Linked DNA regions of Homo sapiens: region 1 is linked to region 2. Evidence: chromatin contacts called from ENCODE Hi-C or POLR2A ChIA-PET data. All regions are on one chromosome and are shown on one strand. The core of a region is the stretch at or near the end of the contact, and the rest is flanking DNA. Distances in the headings are between cores, read along the strand shown. Region 1 has its middle 9.9 kb from the start of LINC03080. Region 2 has its middle 29 kb from the start of MEF2A.

The links. Hi-C counts contacts between places; a loop is a spot of excess contacts on that map. ChIA-PET counts read pairs that join two places held with the same protein, here RNA polymerase II (POLR2A). Pooled maps may share reads with other maps.
Region 1: a loop to region 2 is called in a pooled map, with 1.9 times the contacts of the local background. The contact joins two enhancer-like sites. A Hi-C loop is called at or near these places in 1 of 50 pooled maps. POLR2A ChIA-PET finds 5 or more read pairs at or near these places in 3 of 52 experiments (WTC11, activated naive CD4-positive, alpha-beta T cell and naive thymus-derived CD4-positive, alpha-beta T cell).

What each region holds. Positions count from the first base shown.
Region 1 is chr15:99,423,964-99,426,667 of GRCh38, forward strand. No RefSeq gene overlaps it. Among named protein-coding and RNA genes, the nearest start is that of LINC03080, 9.9 kb to the right of the region's middle. RefSeq lists a silencer at 1,386-1,445. Within about 2 kb of position 1,373, at least 20 of the 41 ENCODE cell types and tissues checked have a DNase peak (open chromatin) inside an H3K27ac peak, as active enhancers do.
Region 2 is chr15:99,535,655-99,538,612 of GRCh38, forward strand. No RefSeq gene overlaps it. Among named protein-coding and RNA genes, the nearest start is that of MEF2A, 29 kb to the right of the region's middle. Within about 2 kb of position 1,262, at least 12 of the 41 ENCODE cell types and tissues checked have a DNase peak (open chromatin) inside an H3K27ac peak, as active enhancers do.

The DNA of each region.
Region 1 (2,704 bases), core at 123-2,622, 110 kb before region 2:
GAAGTGTGCACCACTCAGGGGGACTGAGGGACCAGAGCAGGTGCCATGGGAGATGCCCACCCTGCAGCCCCTGGCCTCCGCTTAAACCGGTTTGAGCTGGACTTCCTATTACCTGCAGCTGAAGCATTTTGACTGCTACAGTTCTACTCATCTTCTTGTCTCTCTTACGCTGGTCAAACGCAAGTTAACATGGGTTCCAGCTGGATGCCGAGTTGAACTCTGCGTTTGCACTCCTGCTGCACCCGCCGTGGCACACTCAGCCAGGGGCCTGTGCTGCTTCTCTCTGCCTGGAAGGGGCATGGCTACATGTGGGATCCCCCTCAAGCAGACTGCAATGAGGACTTGGGTGCATGAAGTGATCCGAGGAAGGGCAGGGCAGGGGTGGAGGTGGAGGGGGAGGCAGGGGAGGGAGACAGGTCCATGAATGAGGGGTTTCCACTGCGGGCAATGGGCTCAACCCACTGGGCCCTCAGGGAGACTGTGGGACACAGGCCTCCAATGTCCCCACTGGAGAGGGCGGAGGTGAGCATTTCTACAGACTCCCATCCCCATGGATGAAGGGGCCCTGGGGCACAGACTCCCCTGGCATAGCCGACCTGTGCTTGCAAGTGGGAGGGATATTCCCAAGGTGGCAGGGAAGAAAAGAATAATCGAGAAGCAGGCTAGTAGGTATCTCCTGTCCTGCAGGAGAGCTGGGTGGCTGGGGCTCTGGATGGGACATCACAGCCTCTGCTTAATCACGGAAGCCTCAATTTTCTTATCTGTGAAATGAGGCTAATGTTTGGGGTACATACCTGGCAGGGCCAATGTGACAAGAAGCAATAATAAATGTACTTCCTGGCATACAGCAGGGGCTCTGTAAGTGCTGATCCTGTCAGTGGCAGCTCCTTAAGGAAAGCAGCTGCCTCAGTTATGGTGCCAAATGCTGTGTGCCAGGCTCTGCTCTCCCTCTGCCACCTCTACCCCACCTCTTCCTCCTGAATCTATGAGTGGCCCGGGGCTCCAGGCAAATTAGGCTTTAGCACCCCGAGCTGGCCCACTGGCCTAGAGGCCAGGCCACTGTCCTGAGGTGTCCTGACAAAGGCTGTGGGGGCCACATGAGGCAGCCAGGCCAGGCAGGTGCCCCTGCTTGGTGTCTGCAGCCCGGGCCCAGGTTGATCTGCAGGGTCACTGCCAGCTGCCGGTGCCCACAGACCGCGCCACTTGGCCCTCTGACCTGAGCAACCGCCTGCTGCCTTCCATGGGAGGCCTAGCCGCCTGACCTTTCCTTCCCAAAGTCATTTTCCGTTCTGCTGTGTTATTGGCCAGGCCTGAAACGCTCCTCTGAGGGAGTGGGAAGGACCGTTCTGAGGCTTGTCATTGTTTCAGGATCAGGTTGCCTCAGCCTCAAAATCTGACAGAAACCAGAACTTCCTCTGAGTCACCCACACCCATGACAGGGGCCTCGGGTGGAGGGTGAGGCTGGGGTGGGGGGCGGGGGCTCTCTCAGCCCGTCTGGGCCTAGAAGGCCTCAGCGGTGCCCTCCCCCTGGCAGCCCAGCTCCAATTTTGCAGCTCTGGCCAAGCACCAAGCTGGCATGAGGGTCTGGACCTCAGCCTGAGCCCTGCGCAGCCTGAGCCAACTTAGAGGGCAAGGTGGGAAGGAGGTGGCCCCTCTCAGACAGGAGAATGCAACTGCTCCTGCCACGGAGCCAGGGGAAGGAGGCTTTGGGGTTTGGGATGAATGCTGCCAAAGGCCGCAGGAAGCCCCTTCACATCTTCCTGAAGGCGGATGAGGGAACCCCAGGACCCAGCACTCACTTCCTAAGTCTCCAGCCCCATATCCAAGACGGGGCCGGGGCGTGAGGACCCCTGCACAGCTCACCACTCGGGCCCTCTCTAAACAGCCTCCTGGACATCTGTGTCCCCTGTGTCCTTTGAGGAGGAAGGAAGCCGCTCCCTGGAAGAAGTTGGCTCTGGCCTCAGACATGCATCTCCTGTCAACAAATGAAAGCCCCGCCACTCATCAGCTCCGCTGTCGGTTGGGAACCTGCAACCGCCTCTGGCTCTCCGTCTGTACAGCCGGGGGTCCTGGCCCCATCCCCGCCTCAGGCTAGCTGGCTGTGGATTCCATGCCAAGACACACCGCCCAGACACATCTCCAGCCAGCAGGAGGCTACGGTGCCACGTTCAGGCTCTGCCAGTGCTTCTAGGTCCTCCGAATGTCCTCAGGTGGAGAGCCTGGGCCACTCCTCCTATGTGCTCCTTGTTCTTCCACCTCAGAGTGGCCAAAGGAGGGGCTCTGGTTCCCAGCCCTGGGCCCCAGGAGGAGGGCCTGTCTGTCCCTTTCCTGCCGCTCAGCCTTTCCCATAGTGCAGCCTTTGAGGACCTCAGCTGAATCCCACCTGCCTGCCCTCCACGGGCCACAGCCCTTCCTCACGGTCACCTGCATTAAGCACCTACTGTATACCCAGGGCTGTGTCCCATGAAAACAGAGCAGATGTAAGAGCCAGGTCTTTGGTCACGGCGCCAGCATCTGAAAAGCATTTGCAGTTTGAGAAACATTTGACCCTCATGGTCACTTCCAGGTGCGCAGAGTCCAGGAACTGTCCCGTTTTCCAGATGAGGAAATGGATGCTTTTGAGAGTCACGTCACATGCACGGAGCACAGGTGTGCCCGAGGCCGCGCCCCGCAGCAGAGCTGGGATTAGAATCTAGCTGTTTTG
Region 2 (2,958 bases), core at 12-2,511:
CAGATTTTAAGTTATATTGATGGAGAGTCTCTGACCCATTATCCCATCTCGCCTGGCAGCCGAAGTCTTCAGAGGTAATCAAGTACCAAAGATTTAGTCTAATGTTGAATGTGGATGAAAAAGGAAGTACCATATTTTTATTTTAATGCAGTCATTCTTAAATGTTTTTATGCTGCAGATCCTCTGGCCATCTTGTGAAACCTATGGATTACTTTTGAGAATGTTTGGAAATGCACAAGGTAAAATACAGAGGACTACAGTGGAAATCATTATAGTGGATGTAGTTATTAGAATATTTTTCTAAGTGAATTTGTGCCATAGTAATAGATGTGTTTCTTAATTAATGCATTGAATAACAAGACCTAATAGTGGGTCTAATGAGTTCTGTAATTTTCAAGCAGTAATAAGCATAAGCATTATTTTGAGATATTTACAACAAGGTAATGTAATTTAAATATATCACTACTTCCCATTGCTGACAACGTCAGGGTACTATTGATGTTACTGTGGTTTGTTGCCAACATACATTACAGAAGGCAATGCTAAATTTCAGTCATAGGTTAATAAAAATAAACATCCAATTGCTCTTTCACCCAAGATCAAAGACCCCTGAATTCTGTCCACAGACCCCTGAGAAGTCCGTGGGTCCAGGATAAGAACCCCTATTAATGAATGGAAACTGGAGTGCCTGGGAGTTGTGAGTCTTACACAATTGGCTAAGCTTGTGAACTGACAATGATTTTGTCTGAATCTACCTTGGGAATGTGAGATGCCATGAGGATAATTTTGGCGTGGGTTGGGGGGATAGCATTTACAAGACAACTGGGAGTGTCCTTCATGCCAAGATGGGTCTCCCTACTGTGGTTCCCCACCAAGCAAGTTTGCCCCCACTGCTGAGGAGTCCACCTGTCAAATGGCTTCTTGCCCAACTCCCAGCCTGAAGCTCAAGATTCATCACTCAAAACTGACAAATTGGGCAGGTCTGATGTTTATTTTTGCCTCTGGTCCTTTGGCCAGGCCACACACTCTTGGATTTCTGAATATGCAGTTCTGTTCCTAACCAGTGTGTCCCAACCAGAAAGTCACTGTAATTTTTGGTTTTGTTCCCAATCTCCCTCCAAATGTCATTAGTCATATCCTCCTTCCCATTTCTGCCTTGAATAGGCAGTCATTATGATGAAGCCAGGCTTGTTTCAGAATTCCATGAGAACCACAGTGTCAGGCTGTGACAACTCTGGGGCTGGAAATGGAAAAGGCTGTGATCTGGGGTTGGCTGGCACCGTCCCCGTGAGTCATTATGGAAACACTGTCCCCGGATTCTGCTGAGAGGACTGGGTTGCTGGTGAGTCCATCTGTCAGATGAGATCCTGACCCCCTGACACCTTAAAACGTTCCATAATATGTGGGATGTTGGGCCTTCTGTCTGGTATCCTGGCTACATTAAAATTTGGGTTGTTTTATTCTATTTTTGGTTCCCTTGCAGTTTCCAATGTGTTAAAAAACAAAATACAATTTTTTTCAGATTACAAAAATAATACATATTCATTGTACAGAAATTGAAAAAGGCAGAAAAACATACAGAAGGAAATTCTACCACCCAGAGATAAGGATTTTTTAAAATGTTGCATTTGCTTTCAGATGCTATTTAGATTATAGTTTATAAAATACTTTTGTAAGCTGTGTGCTTTTTAAAACTCTAACAGTATAGCTCACACAGTCTGCCTTATAAAAAGCACAAATTCTATCATTTTTTTCTCTGGAGGAGGCCTTATATAAGACCATCTAGTCTAACACACTCTTTGTAAAAATGAGGCAACTGTGATCCCAAGAGGGTAAGTAACTTGCTCAGGGCTCCCCAGCGTATGAGCCACAGAGTCAGGAATGGGAGTATGGATCTTGTCTCAGCATCCTGCTGCCTCGTGACCTGCCCATGTGCTGTCAGTGTACATCTTCAGACAAGAGCTGAAAGCACTCCGGCCTCTCTGCCTCTTGACCCGGAGGAAATGTAGATGAGTTCCCAGGCTTACTGAATAGGACATTTGCCCCTGCTTTAGACCTTGAGTTAGGGAACTATTTAACATCTTTGAAATTTTCATTCCCTAGGGGAAAGCTTAAAATTTGAGGAAAAACAAAAGGCTCTTTCCCATGCAAAAATTATTTTTGGTTATCATTTGGAAAAGAAAAATAGGCATTACTAACAACTTAATGACTTCACTAATATACCTGCCTTTAAACTTAAGAATAGTTATTTAATAAAGTTTATAAACTCTACTAAAGTACGTACACAATAGTATGTATATTTTATAATATGTGTATTTCCAGGAAATGTGAATTCACCCCAGAAAGTAAGGAGGCTGCCTGTATGGTATGGGATGGGATGGGATGGGATGGGATGGGATGGGATGGTATTAGTATGGGATGGTATGGTATGGGATGGGATGGGATGGGATAGTATTAGTATGGGATGGGATGGTATGGTATGGGATGGGATGGCATTAGTATGGGATGGTATGGTATGGTATGGGATGGCCTAGTAACCGTATGGTATGGCCTGGCATAGTATGGCATGGCATGTTAAGGTAATGGCATGCTATGGTATGATAATGGTATGGTGTGGTGTGGTATGGCATGGGATGGTATGGGATGGTAATGGTATGGTATGGTATAGTGTATAGTATAGTCTGGTGTATAGTGTAGTGTTGTTATATTGATAGTATAGCATAGTATAATATAGTAAAATGACTGTAATTCAGATTTAGGTGGTCTTGGATTTAAATCCTATCTCAGCACCTACCTGGTTGTGTAATCTTGGAAACTGAGCCTCTTTGAGCTTTATTTCATTATCTGTAAAATGAAAATAGTAATAGCAGTTATCCCAAGATATAGATACAATAAATAAAACAATGCATTCCCATTTCCTTTTTAGAAGAAAGTAAAGAAAAGGTAAGAAACGAATTT